4 separate regions of the Homo sapiens genome follow, and all the other regions are linked to region 1. Evidence: chromatin contacts called from ENCODE Hi-C or POLR2A ChIA-PET data. All regions are on one chromosome and are shown on one strand. The core of a region is the stretch at or near the end of the contact, and the rest is flanking DNA. Distances in the headings are between cores, read along the strand shown.

Region 1 (3,437 bases), core at 377-2,876:
CAGAATTTCCCGATTTCACCCAGGGAGAAATTTCTTTCCTACAGCGAGAACCAAGGCAGAAACGTGCTGGCAGCTGTGGACTCTGCGGCCTGGAGCTGCTTCTAGGAAGCCCAAGCTGGTGTTGCCCTAAAGGGGCTTAAACCCGGCTGCCCACTCCGCCCCTTCTTCCTGAACCAGAGGGTTTTGGCTCCTTCCCACTGAATTCCACTTCCACCAACAATTACAGTGCGCTGGCTCCAGCATCTCAGGTGAGTGTGATTATACTTTTTTTTTTTCTTTTTGAGACAGAGTTTCGTTCTTATTGCCCAGGCTGGAGTGTGATGGTGCGATCTCCACTCACTGCAACCTCCGCCTCCCGGGTTCAAGCAATTCTCCTGCCTCAGCCTCCCAAGTAGCTGGGATTACAGGCGCCTGCCACCACGCCCGGGTAATTTTTGTATTTTTAGTAGAGACAGGGTTTCATCATATTGGCCAGGCCGGTCTGCAGCTTCGAACTTCTGACCTCAGGTGATCCACCTGCCTCGGCCTCTCAAAGTGCTGGGGATTCTACCCATTTTACAGATGAGGAAATCCAAGTTCAGAGACAGGCGGTAGCACACTCCTGTGTTCCCAGCTTCTCGGGAGGCTGAGGCGGGAGGATCACCTGAGCCCAGGGGTTCAAAGCTGCAGTGAGTCATGATCACTACACTACACTCCAGCCTGGGAGACAGAGTGAGACCCTGTCTCTAAAAAATACACAAGATTCGGGCTGGGCACCGTGGCTCATGCCTGTAATCCCAGCACTTTGGGAGGCCGAGGTGGGAGGATCACGAGGTCAGGAGTTCGAGACCAGCCTGGCCAATATGGTGAAACCCTGTCTCTACTAAAAATACAAGAATAAGCTGGGCGTGGTGGCCAGCGCCTGTAATCCCAGCTACTCGGGAGGCTGAGGCAGGAGAATCGCTTGAACCCGGGAGGCGGAGGTTGCAGTGAGCCGAGATCGTGCCATTGCACTCCAGCCTGGGCAACAGAGCGAGACTACGTCCCCCAAAAAAACAAAAACAACAACAACAAAAAACAAGATTCACTGAGTCCATCAAGGCAGAGGTGGAGAGGGCTAGCAGCCGTCCTGGCCAGGTGCTCCCCGGGACAGAGAATAAGAAACTGAGGAGGGGACGTGCGAGTACCCTGGTCCTCATCATTCCAGTCAGCGGGCCGGGTGGTGACAGAGGTGGCCCAGCCCCTCTTCAGGGAAGGCGAGGGCCAGCCCGAACCGGAAGGGGCAGTGTCTGATGACCACAGCTCTCAGGGGCGCCCAGGGCCAGTGGGGCAGCGGCAGGGCCGAGAGCACGACCGGCGGAACTCGGACGGCGCCCAGCGGTCGCGGGCGGGATCGCAGGGCGAAGCCGAGCCGGGCCGGGCCCTGGCAGGAAGGGGCGGACCCGCCTGAGTCTCGGATCTGGCTTGGCTCGATCCTCCACTCTCCCACTCCGCTGGGGCCGCCCACTGGACATCGCCCGAGTCGGCCTGGCGGTCGTGCCCCAGGACGCGCCGAGGTCCTCCGAGCCCGCAGGGGGCGCTGTCGCCATATGGCCCACCCTGAGTCGGCGCGGGCAGGAAGTACGAGGGTCACTTCCGGCGGGGGCGCGGCTTGGACTGAGGAGCGGACCCGGCCGGGCGCAGGGGCTGGACTGGCGGAGCAGGTGGGGTCCGCGGCCGCCGGAGCGTTCCGGTCGGCGTCTGGGCATCTCGGCCTCGGCAGAAAGCGCGACGGCCCTGCTGCGCGGGGCCCGCGGCGATGCCGTTCCTGCACGGCTTCCGGAGGATCATCTTCGAGTACCAGCCGCTGGTGGATGCGATTCTGGGCTCCCTGGGGATCCAGGACCCCGAGCGGCAGGAGTCTCTGGACCGGTAACTCACCCCCTCCCGTGAGCTGGCCGAGGCCGCTCCGACCCCGCAGCGTCCCACTTTATCACCACAAGCCGGGCGGGGTGGATGCGTCCCCCTTGACAGAGGAAGGGACGGGCGGAAGCCGGGGTTGCGTGGCTCGGAGTGCGCGCTGCCCCGCGCGGATCCCACTCCTGCCCCTTGCATGGCGGAGACGAAGGGCGGGGAGGGCCCGAGGGCGGAGGCCCGCGGGTTGTCGCAGGGCCTGCGCCTCAGCCCCACCCTGTCGCCTGCCTGTCCTGTGCCACCCCCCGGCGTGGCAGAGGAGCAGGGTGGAATCCGTGAGGCCTCAGATGTTACCCCAGAGCAGTGTGAAGGTGGGCTTTTGTAGCAGAGTTTGCGTTTTTATAGACAAGAGCTGGTCTGTCGTGGACCTGCAGGAAAGGGGTCGGGAGCGAATCTGCATTCACTGCCCATGGTACTAGGCACCTGGGGTCCATCAGTGGCTCAGCAAAACCCCCGCCTTCTTGGCGCATGTGCTCCAGAGGAGAGACTGACAAGTAATTGTACGGCGGCACGCGAGGTGGAAGGGAGGGGAGAGCAGAAGGAAGGGGCTCGGCTCAGGTGTTGAGGGGGTTGTCAGTTGGTATTTCCAACACGTGGTAATGATGAGTCTCGCCATCCAGGGACTCTGGTGGAAACGTAGGCTTTCTTCATCAATATCAGCTGAAGGTCTCAATGTGAGGGGAGGGAGGAGGCTGTGTTGCTGTCCTGGCTGCAGGTGTTGCCGGGGCTGGGGTCCTGCGGGTTTGAGGATGGAAGGGCTTTCTGAGGAAGAAGCATCAAAGTCGGGCTTGGGCTCTTGGCCTCCAGGCTGGTGGTCCCTTCAGTCCCAGCAGCCCAGGTGTGTGAGGCTTTGTACCTAAGTCTGCGACCGGACTCTGGGCAACGCGGGAGGAGAGCGCAGACAGACCCAGCCCATTCTCCGCAAATCCCAGTCTGCTCCCGTATTAAGAGATGCAGCGTGGCCCTCTCTCTACTTCAGAGCTTCCCCCAAGCCCCTGTGACCCACAGAGCCAGGGCCCTGCTTGCTGATGATGATAGCAGGACTAAAGCCCACCAACCCACAGGCTGCGCGGTCACCCGGTCCCACAGCTGTGCCTACCCTCAGCCTCTCTCCTGTCCCAGGCCCAGTTATGTCGCCAGCGAGGAGAGCCGAATCCTTGTTCTCACTGAGCTGCTGGAGAGGAAAGCCCACTCTCCCTTTTACCAGGAAGGCGTGAGCAACGCCCTGCTCAAGATGGCTGAGCTGGGGCTGACGCGGGCGGCCGACGTTCTCTTGCGGCATGGGGCCAATCTCAACTTTGAAGGTCAGCGAGAGCCCCGGGGGTGGGCAGGTGGCTTAAACGCGGCCCGACGCTGGGTGGGCGCCCATGTCCCCAGCCTTGGCTTCTACCATCCTCTGAGGAGTGACTTCCCCCCCTTTATTTCCTGGGTGGCTGCAACTAAGGAAACTCCCATTGGGTGGCCTCCCACCCCCTGCGGGTTTTCACATGGCTCTTCCCACCTCT
Region 2 (3,437 bases), core at 648-3,147, 920 kb after region 1:
AACTTTCACCATTGCCAGCGAGCACGCGGAGCTGCCTAATCACATTTACCATGACCAACCCTTTGGAATTTTTCATTTCCCTTATTCTGCTGAAGCCCTCACCGTTTCCCTCCACTCCCTCATTCTCCCTTTAAGCCAGACATGGTGGAGCACGCCTGCAGTCCCAGCTACTCTGGAGGCTGAGGGGGAAGATTGCCTCAGGTCAGGAGTTTGAGGCCATAGCGAGACCCCATCTCAAGAAAGCAGAAAACCAAAACCACAAAAAACATCAGTCACCTCTGCACAAACAGAAGTTTCAGTTGGTTCACACTGGGCTCTCCGCCCTATCAGTAGTATATTGTTAATTAAAATCTGGCCTTACTATTTGAACTAGTGTTGGGATGTTTGATACTAGCACAGTGCCTAACCCACGGAAGCTTCAGAATTATGTGCTGAGTGGATAATGTGCTGGATGTCCCCACTGAGCACATCAGATCCTGCACCCAGTGCAGTAGTCAAGACTTAGCTGCAAATGACAGACACCCAACTCAAACATCTACTCAGGCTAGTCAAAGGTGGGAATTGGGGCCAGGCATGGTGGCTCACACCTGTAATCCCAGCACTTTGAGAGGCTGAGTTAGGCAGATCACTTGAAGTCAGGAATTCGAGACCAGCCTGGACAACATAGTGAAACCCTGTCTCTACTAAAAATACAAAAATTAGCTGGGCGTGGTGGCATGTGCCTGTAACCCCAGCTACTTGGGAGGCTGAGGCAGGAGAATCACTTGAACTTGGGAGGTGGAGGTTGCAGTGAGCCCAGATCGCGCCACTGCACTCCAGCCTAGGCAACAGAGTGAGGCTCTGTCTCAAAAAAAAAAAAAAAAAAAAGGTGGGCATTCATTGACTCTTGCAACCAGGGGATGCAGAGTCAGTATCAGCTTCAGGGACAGCCGGATCTAGAGGGCTCAGACAATGTTGTTCAGACCATCTCTTGCTCCCTCCTTTAGTGCTGCTTATCCATCTCTATGTGTCTTTATAAGTTGGTCTCATTTTCTCCAGCCACAGACAGGGTAAGCCCTCTCCGCCCAGCGTAAAGACGGCTCCCAGTTGCCTTATATCCCATTCCTTAGGCTTGAGATCCAAAAGAATGCTCCTTCCTCTCAGCATCTAGACAGTAATCTCATGGAAGGCCTGTGATTGGTTCTGCAGAGTCGAAAGCCCACAGCCTGCCGCTCGCCATCCTATGGGGTGAGGGGCAGTCCCTCCAATCACATGGGATGGGAAGTCGATTCCCCAACCAAAAAAAGGATGTTGAGCTGAGAAAAACAACAGATGTCAGAGGAGTATCCTGGAGGAGCTGGGATGGGGCCAATCAGAGGGAGGCGGAGGAGGATGCTGGTATCAGTGGGAGGTGCTGTGGAAAGGCGGGGCTGAGTGGAGAAGGCCCTGGGGACACAGGGAAGGAGGACAGCCTGCAGCCTCCGGTGAGGAAAGTCCGCCTGTAGGTGGTGGCTCACAGCAGGAGAGGCAAGACAGTCCCGTGCTAGACAAGGCGCTTCCATTATTTAATCCTCCCAAACACCTTAGGAGGAAGACACTATTGTAATCCCCCTTATAGAGACAGAAAACAGCTCAGAGGGGCTCAGTAACTCGCCCAGGGTCACACAGGTAGGAAGGGGCAGTGCTGGGATTTCTGACTCCCGCCTAAGTTGGATCACCCATAGTCAGAATGTGCACCACGTACCTCCACTTTTCTCTCGTCCGTTTGCAATATCTGAGAATACATAGCAAGGAGGTAAAGCTGTCACCACAGAGCAACCTTGGGCGAGCCTTGGCCCTCTCGAGACTTTAGTCATCACATCTTTGAAATGGGTACAATTTTGCCTCCCGGACTCACAGCAAGCCGCTGGATCTTCGAAGCGCCCAGGGAGCTACGCGCATGCGCGAGGCTGCGAGGGCGGGCACAGGGGAACGCGGGGGAGGGCACAGCGGAGCGCGGGGGAGGTGCGCGCGCGCTCCGGCGCTTTCAAAAGTTACCTGGCGGGTGGGGCTGGAGTTGAGGGAGTTACCAGCTGCGCGCGCGCCGGCCCCACCCTCAGCCTCTTCAGGCACCTGTTGGCTTGAGGGTCCATTCGGCCGCAGATGCCATCCAATAGGCAGCCTCCCTGACCCAGTCCGGCCCCGCCCAACGCCTAGATCCACCAGTCCCCGGGCGGCGGCGTTCCCCTCCCTCGGAGGGCCCGCCCCTCTGGGCGCTTCTTCCGGGTGGGGCCCCGGGCCGAGGCGATGGCGCCCTGGGCGCTCCTCAGCCCTGGGGTCCTGGTGCGGACCGGGCACACCGTGCTGACCTGGGGAATCACGCTGGTGCTCTTCCTGCACGATACCGGTGAGCCGGACCCCGAGCGACCCCGGACCCACCCGATCCCGCGTACTTCCCCAGACGTTCTGGTCACACTGGGTCTCCCGCCTAATCCCTGGAGATCCTGGGATTGGCCCGATCTCCACCAGCTCCTGAAGCCCTCTCCCCATCTATCATTCCAAGAGCCACCTGCTCTCTGTCTGATACCCCGTTGATCCCTAATTAATCCCAGCATCTTCCTGATCATTGCCAAATGCCCTGTCCATCCCAGGACCCAGCCGGTGCCCACCAGATCCAAGGACCGACTTGAGCCCCATGTCCCCTGATCCTGGGACCCACATGATCCTTCCCAGGAACTGACCCCAAATCTTCCTATCCATACGATTAGGAGGCTCAACTAGATGCAAAGATTGGCATTCTGCCCACACCCACACCCCCCACACCCCCATGGCCACTAGCTGCCCAAGTCCAGGCAAACCCTCAGGCCAGAGAACACTCCATGGGGTGCGGCCTGTCTCCCATCTTCCCACAGATTCACCCACCCACCCACCTCCATTTCCCTCATTCCTCTTAGTAGCCCCCTACCCAGCGCCTCACCTGCCACAGGCAGCCTCCCCCACTGTCCCCCACAGCAGACCCCAGCCCTCCTTCCATGGCGGTCCAGCCTCAGTTTCTGGACTGGGGCCCCTTCTGGCTTTCCTCCCAAGACAGACCTCCTCCACCACCTTCACCCTTTAGCCTAAAAACTTGCTCAGGTCTCCGTATCAGAAAACCCCCCTCAAAACCCACCCTTTCTTCTCTGCTCCCCCTTACAACCAAGGGACACAGGATTTGTCTACACTCTGCTGTCTGGTGGTCTCATGCCCCCTCACTCCTTGCCCTGCACCCTACCTCCCCAAAATCCTGTCACCTCCCTGGGCTGAAGCCTGCTGGACCCTTCCGTATGCCCCTCTGCAGCATCTGAGCCTGCCAGCTGCACCCTTCCCACTGTATCTCTCTCAGGCATTTCAGACCTAACCAGTCTCTCACCATTGCAGAGCCAGAGACGCTGGACCCCTCTTCCCTCTCTCCCACATCCAGTCAGGTCTGGCTCCCTTGA
Region 3 (3,437 bases), core at 456-2,955, 590 kb before region 1:
TGGGTTTGAAGCAGCCTCCAATCCAGGTGATTCTGAGACACACTTGACTTTGAGAGCCACTGATCTAGGCCAATGGTTTTCAGACATTTTTAAAGCAGCAGCCGCCCTCTCCAGATGAAACAGGCAGGTCAGGGGATGTCGTGGGTGAGGCAGTGGGCGGGGCCTCACACCACTCAACTCTAGGCCTCGCAGAAACACTCCTGCAGATTTTTCTGGTTTAAAAGTATACTCAAGGTTCTCACTTTGCACATTCTTTCTCTCTCTTTTTTTTTTTTTTTTTTTTGAGATGGAGTCTCGCTCTTGTCACCCAGGCTGGAGTGCCATGGTGTGGTCTCAGCTCACTCCAATCGCCGCCTCCCGGGTTCAAGTGATTCTCCTGCCTCAGGCTCCCATGTAGGTGGGATTACAGGCGCCTGCCACCACACCCAGCTAATTTTTGTATTTTAGTAGAGACGGGGTTTCACCATGTTGGCCAGGCTGGTCTCGAACTCCAGACCTCAGGTGATCCGCCCAACTCGGCCTCCCAAAGTGCTGGGATTATAGGCATGAGCCACTGCACCCGGCCTACACATTCTTTCTCTTCAGGAAACTGGGAAGACAACACCCAAAGCCAGAGAAAGGGTGTCACAAAGGGAAGAAACCTAAAACGAAACGGAGAAGAATGTAAACAGACAAAGCAACAGGCCCACACAGGGAGGCGAGGACAAGTCCAGGAAGCGTGTTTAATTGGCGTGACATGGACGACATACAGCAGGAGCTTGGGGAGGCTGGGGCATGCTACACGGCCCCTGTCCACCCCTGGGCCTCGCCCTGACCCTGGCCCCAGAGACACACACCGGCAGGTTCAGACAGGACGGCACCCCAAAAAGAGACTCAAAGGGGGCTGGGGAGGCAAGCAGGAAAGGAAATAACCACAACCAGAAGACATTGCCTTTTGTTTGTTTGTTTTTGCAAGCATTATACCAATTTCTCCCCCAAGTGGCAGGCTCCGGGTGGGAGGCAGCAGCAGTCCAAACCGCTACTCTTGGGCACCGTCCTCCACTTCTGTGAGGGGCTTTGATGATGACACTCACATTTGGGTCTCACCAGGCCCCTGCGAGGCAGGCCCAGCAGAGACTCTTGCTCCCATCCAAGGGATGGGGAAATTGAGACCCAATGAGCAGAACTGACTTGCGCAAAGTCCTGAAGGAAGCCAGCCACCGAGTCAGGCTGGGAGTGAGGTGGGCCTCCCTGGGGCCGGGAGCCACTGCAGGAACAGGGACAACAGGGAATGTGCAGACTGGGGAGGGCGACTCGGGGCTACCCCATCCTGGAGAAGGGGCAGAGCCTGAGCCTGGATGCTAAGATGCCAAGACAGAAGATGGGACCAGCTGTTTATTCAACAAAAGCCTTTTATTCATTCAAAAATTAACCATTGGGTTTATTCCGCAGATATTAAAAAAAAAAAAAAAAGAGGGGGGCAAGGCTTCCCATCACAGTGCCCTTAAGTTAATTCACTTGCTATCCAGGGATGGCCTAGCAGAGGGGTGTCTGGGAAACGCTGCCAGAAATGTGGTGGCCCAGGGCCTCTGAGGACTCACAGCCCCCTCCTCGCCTCCCCGCTCCAGCCTCCCTCCGGACCACCCGTCCGGTGGGGTTGCAGCCCCCAGGTGCGTTGGCGGCTTACCACCACCAGGGGGCGCGCCGCGCTTCCTTAGCTCCCTTAAAATTAAATGCTGAAACCGCGCTGGGAACAGGGTGACTTTCCGCCTGGCGGGTGGGCAATGGAGGCTTTTTCCAGAGACAGCCTGCCTCTCCAGGAAGGGATCCCAGGCATCCCGACCTCCCCACCAACCCCCTCCGAAAAAACACAAAGTTCCTGAAACCCCAGGTGCACTTGTCTAGGAAACGGGCTGTCAAACTGAAAAGCATTTCAGGGGAAGAGATGTCAGTACAGAGGGTGACACGTACGCTTGCCTTGATGTTATTTTAAACGTGGCCTGCTTAGATCATGGAAAATCGGAACATTCTCCTAAGTCACCATCAACACAAAGTGAGGAGCAGACGCTACGAGGAAGAGGACAGGCCGTGGCCGACTGGCCGCCTGGGGCTGGTGCCTGCCCTGGCCCCAGTGCGAGGCTCTGCAGAGGGACTATGGGCGTGCCCTCTGCATCAGAGCATCTGAAGCGAGCCGCATTGGGTGGCAAACGCCGCTGTGGAGAGGCGCACGGGCTGCTCAGGAGGCACCTGGCTCAGGATTCTGCGGCATCACTGCAGCCAGAGGCCTGGGGAGAGGAGGGGGCAGAGATCGGTCCCTGCCAGGCAAACTCTAGTGAAAATGGCCAGTGTCCAGCACCCCGCCAGGGCCGGGAAGGGCGGCCCTTCCGGCAGCTCTGGGCTGGCTCGGGCTGTGGGCCCACCGGCATGCTGGGCTGCGGTCCGCAAGCATACCATCTGCTAAGGCCAGAAGCCACACCTGTGGCTTCAAACCAAAAGGCCAAAGGGCAGGACGATGGAGGAAGGCCGGACACACCGAAGGGGTCCACATGCTTAAGCCCAGACACCCTCAGCCACAGGTCAGGTTGTACAACAGTGTCAGTCCCATTGGACCAGAGAGGCAAATCGAGCCTCAGGCAGAGGCCAAAGGAAAGTAATTTGACCTGGGAAAGACCTCCCTCATCCTCTCAGCCCAAAGCCACCATGTTCGTTCCCTGCCCCAGACCCCAGGTCAGAGCCCAGCTGAGAAACTTCAGCCGTTGGTGCTGAGTCCCAGGTCGCCCGGGCCAGCAGCTGAGCAGGGAGCCGACTGGCAGGGGCCTCAAAGAATCCACCCTTCAAAGTGGCCTGTGAAGGTGGAACCACTGACCCCATCCCTGCAGGATGTTGGTGGGGGAGGGGGGGTTACCGTGGGGCCAGCGTGCAGTCCTAGGGGGCTGCCAATGAACGCCTCAGGGGGGACGCTGGGGTTGGCTGAATGCTCCAGCCAAGGGGAACAGCCACGCAGCCCCACACGGCAACGTCACTACGGCAGAGGCCTTCCTCGGGCTGGAGGCCTGCTTGCTGAGGGTGGGAACCGAGGACCAAAGTGTCCCCTCTAAAACATGGGCTGATGGGCTGTTGACTCTGCAAAGCAGCAGCAAGAATTCTAGACCCAGGCCTGGCCCTGACAGTCTGGGAAGCGGCTTCTCACCTCAAGCCTTCCCTGTGCAAGGACTCCTTCTGGGTCCCAAAGAGCGCTCAAGGGTCTGGGGGGAACCAGGAAATGCTGCGGGAAGGGACAAGGTGTGCCACATGACACATTCATCTGCTGGAACTGACCCCACACACCAGCAGCCACGCAATAGGGGCTGTGCTGTGACTCAGACAGTCCCTCGGGCTGCTGGGGTCAAGCAAACTTAACCACAGCATCACCAGCCACAGGAAACTGAACCCCAGGCCTAGAGTGACATGATGTCGGC
Region 4 (3,437 bases), core at 938-3,437, 570 kb after region 1:
GGCATCAGCCTGGGAGGCGGGTTAGTGCCCATGGATCCGGTGTCTGGGAAGGGGCCCACAGAAGATGGGCCACACCCAGCATCATCTCCTCTCTGTGGTGCGCCCTCCCATCCCCAGACCCCTTTCCCATTCAGGGGAGAGGGGCCCTGGTCACAGGAGCCAGTCCTCTGACCTCCTGAGTGTGGAAACCCAGGAGGGGAGTGTGTTTCTCCTGCAGGCCTCTCAACCTGGAAAGGGCAGAGCCACAGCAGAACGCGTTGGGGCCACAGACACTCGCTCAGGTGAAGACACTGAGAAGACACTGCCGGGCTGACAGGACCCCGCGGCGGGGGGACGTCGCTGCTAACAGGACTCTCTGCAGGCCCAGGGGAGGCTCTGCCCCCATGAGGCCCCAGGAGCGTTTGTGCGTTGAACTGAAGGCAAAGTGCTGGGCAGTTTCTTGTCCTAATGAAGGTGGGGAAGCTGGTCCGGCCACATACATCCTCTGACCTCCCCCAAGTGGTCCCCGGGCCCACAGGTGACAGGGGCCTGAGCGATCCCTGGTCTGAGCCCCCAGCTCAGAGCCTAGCACCACCCAGGGAGGTCTGGGCTCATGGAAGGGGGATGGGCGGGGGCAGGAGGGCCCAGCCCCACCTCCGCCCGTCTTTGGTGGTGACAGAGGTGGGAGGAGAAAAGACGATCTTTGGTAGGGCGAGGGAATGTCAAAGGACACTGTCAAGGGCCCAGTTCCTGCTCAGAAGAGAGCACAGGAGTGGGAGGCCCACCTCTGCCCCATCTCTGGATGGCCCAGGCCTGCTGCCCACTAAGGTGGCCCCACTCTCCTTCTCTGGAGTTGCAAACTCTCTGAGAAGGCGGTTGAGGTGGGGAGGGCATCAGGACAGGCCAGCTGGATGCTGAGACCATATAGCCACAGGTGGCTTCTAGCTCAGGACACTGTGACCTTCACCACAGGGCTCTAGGCCCCATCCTTCACCTCCACCCTCCCAGCACCCTTGTCAGCAGCCCTGGAGCGATGGGAGGTTTTGGGGTCCCCCACCTGGGGCATCCTGGCTCTGCCTGTCCCAATTCTCCACAACAACCCCCTCTCTCACAGCCTTTCTCTCCCACAGGCCCCACTGGTCCTGGCCTCTGCTTCCCCCAGGAACCGTTCTTCTCCATGGAAATGTCCCCTCTGGGCCTTGGGGACTCCCAGATGATGGGGGTGGGGCAAAGTCAGGGGCAACGGCCCTCAGCCACCACAGCTGTCAGATACCAACCCAGGGAAGGGAGGAGGAGCCTTCTCTCTGCCACCCCCCAGCCCGTGCCGCCTCTACTGCAGCTCCCCCAGGGGCCCATTCTCTCGGGGCAGCGCCCCATTCACGCCTGCGCTGCTGGCCGCGGGCACCCCCAGGTACCCCAGCAATATCTCGCTGCGGCGCCGGGACAGCTGCAGGATGTCGTCTGCCAGCGCGGGCAGTGACGTGTAGCGCACATTGTCCAGGTCGAACATGTCCCTCAGGTACTGCACAATCTGGTGCTGGGGGAGCAGGGCTGGTGTCAGGCCTGGCCCAGCCACTGCCCACCATGATGCCCCCCAGGTTACCTGAAGTCCCCTTGTCCACCACCAGAGCCCCAGCCGGTCCTTTCCATCCCCAGGCTCCTCCCTCCCACTGCTTCCTCTGGACCCATGTGGGTCTGGCTCTGCCCTCTCTCTGGGAGCAGGCCCAGGCCCAGGCCCTCATCCCATTCCTGGCACCTCCCAGGGCGCCTGTGCTCAGGGCAAGGGTCAGGAAAGAACGAGAACTGCTCTCTGTTTACCTTGAAGAAAGCACAGACTTCAGCAAGCTGAGGCTTGGGTCCAAGGAAGCCGAAGGCTAGGACAGGGCTCACATGCTCCGATACGGAGTAGAAATGGGAGATGAAGCCATCAGGCACCTGCGGTGGGCACAAGGCTGAGGGGCCAGGCGGGGCCCAGGTAGGATGAGGGCACCAGGCCCAGGTGTCGCATAAAGGGCTGGGCTTTAGAGGTCGCCCCAGCTCATGTACTTTCCTGCTAGATGACCCTGGGCAGTGACTCAAGCTTTCGAAGCCCATTTTAACTTCTGCAGACAGGGTAACCATGGGCCGCTGTGAGTACTGCAAGAGGTGGGGCCATAGTGGCTCCGCGGGAAGTGCCTGGAGCACGTGGCCACGGCAGCTGGTATCAGCTAGGCAACAGAGCCTGGCCCGCAGAGGGGAACGACAAACCACAGGCCAGATAGCACAGCCAGTCGCTGCCTGGGAGCGGAGATTACAGGGGCCTGACTGGGGCGGGGAAAGGGCAGGAGGGACAGGGCTCTGCTTGCTCCTGGGTATCCTGCCCCCACCGAGACGCCTGCACCAGGCCAGCTGCCAGCCCTGTGGCCACTACCCTAGGGTATCCGTTCCCCTCCCCAGTGGCCTGCTCTGTGCTGGGCCTGGGGAGGAGAGGAAGTGGGTCTACACGAGCCTCCAGGGAGCTCCTGGCACAGGGAGAGGTAACGGCGGAACAAGGGGGCCAGGACTGTGAGCGGTGAAGGCCAAGTGGCCCAGCGAGCCACCCTGCACCCGCTCCGCTCCCCACCACGCTGCCTCAGAGCCCAGCTCGTGCTCCCCCGGGCCTGCCAGTCACTCACCATCAGCAGCCTCCTCTTGGCTTTCAGGACCGACCAGCAAGCAGTGGCCAAGGCCTACATCAAAAATAGGATGTCCCCCGGGTGTCAAAATGGGCCTAGCCCACAGCCCCTCGCCCTCTGCCAGCCCAGCACCAAGCCCTTAAACCCAGCTCACCCCACTCCAAGCAGGAAGATGGGGCCAGGTGCCTAAGCTCTGCTGCTTCCTCCTCTGATTTTGGACTCAGACATACCTAAACTTGAATCTTGACTCTAATCTTACTGCTGGATCTTCTCTGAGCCTCGGTCTCCTCTTCTGTAAAGGGGCACAACACAGCACTCCCACCTCCTTTGGTGGTTGTGGGAGCAATGGTTCCCGCCTGTAAACCACCTCGCAGAAGCCTGGGCCCAGGCAGCACAGCCCGGCTGCTGGAGCGTTACTGCTTGCCTTCCTGGGGGTCCTGTGCTGGGTTGTCTCTCACTCTGTGCCTTTTTTTCCTTTTGGTTTTGCTTTCCCCTCTTTTAACTTGATTTAACAGGATGCATTAAAATGGAATCGAATTCATACCAGCACAAAAGTAAAACCACACAATAGGAAGAAAGCGCACACCATGTTGGTTCTAAACTGGGGCACCAGGCAGCAACGGGGCACCCTGGAGGCTTCTCCAGGGCAGACTCTGGTCTCCCAGGCCTGGCAGCCGCGGATCTAGGGGGTGGGGGCCCAGCCCTGGTGCCAGTGCTAGGGACAGAGGGGACGGAGCCAGGCAACCACACGGGCTGATGTGAGCAAGTGTGGGTCTGAGAGCAGGGCAGTGACCCACCGTCTCC

Evidence for each region. A loop is a pair of places that touch in the nucleus more often than their neighbours do. ChIA-PET counts read pairs that join two places held with the same protein, here RNA polymerase II (POLR2A). Pooled maps may share reads with other maps.
Region 2: a loop to region 1 is called in a pooled map, with 12 times the contacts of the local background. The contact joins the promoter of ZDHHC12-DT here to the promoter of ASB6 in region 1. A Hi-C loop is called at or near these places in 5 of 50 pooled maps.
Region 3: a map with no recorded cell type shows a loop between it and region 1 (11-fold over the local background). The contact joins the enhancer-like site here to the promoter of ASB6 in region 1. A Hi-C loop is called at or near these places in 7 of 37 single-sample maps with no recorded cell type and 7 of 50 pooled maps.
Region 4: a pooled map shows a loop between it and region 1 (3-fold over the local background). The contact joins the enhancer-like site here to the promoter of ASB6 in region 1. A Hi-C loop is called at or near these places in 1 of 50 pooled maps. POLR2A ChIA-PET finds 5 or more read pairs at or near these places in 2 of 52 experiments (H1 and endothelial cell of umbilical vein).

Annotation. Positions count from the first base shown.
Region 1 is chr9:129,640,340-129,643,776 of GRCh38, reverse strand. It overlaps ASB6 (ankyrin repeat and SOCS box containing 6), which reads left to right and starts at 1,626. Exons shown (of 6, transcript NM_017873.4): 1 at 1,626-1,890; 2 at 3,055-3,236. The coding sequence starts at 1,778. RefSeq lists a silencer at 1,260-1,859 and enhancers at 2,566-3,122, 3,123-3,437.
Region 2 is chr9:128,722,922-128,726,358 of GRCh38, reverse strand. ZDHHC12-DT (ZDHHC12 divergent transcript) reads right to left here and starts at 1,897. Exons shown (of 2, transcript NR_046240.1): 1 at 1,724-1,897. ZDHHC12 (zDHHC palmitoyltransferase 12) reads left to right here and starts at 2,232. Exons shown (of 5, transcript NM_032799.5): 1 at 2,232-2,365. The coding sequence starts at 2,266. RefSeq lists a silencer at 1,864-2,343.
Region 3 is chr9:130,234,564-130,238,000 of GRCh38, reverse strand. NCS1 (neuronal calcium sensor 1) reads right to left here. Exons shown (of 8, transcript NM_014286.4): 8 at 698-3,437. Among named protein-coding and RNA genes, the nearest start is that of MIR12126, 5.1 kb to the left of the region's middle. RefSeq lists an enhancer at 490-1,049. Within about 2 kb of position 1,705, at least 10 of the 41 ENCODE cell types and tissues checked have a DNase peak (open chromatin) inside an H3K27ac peak, as active enhancers do.
Region 4 is chr9:129,068,326-129,071,762 of GRCh38, reverse strand. MIGA2 (mitoguardin 2) reads right to left here. Exons shown (of 16, transcript NM_001329990.2): 13 at 3,431-3,437; 14 at 2,634-2,687; 15 at 1,798-1,914; 16 at 1-1,516. The coding sequence ends at 1,310. Among named protein-coding and RNA genes, the nearest start is that of DOLPP1, 11 kb to the left of the region's middle. RefSeq lists enhancers at 1-919, 1,867-2,006. Within about 2 kb of position 2,187, at least 18 of the 41 ENCODE cell types and tissues checked have a DNase peak (open chromatin) inside an H3K27ac peak, as active enhancers do.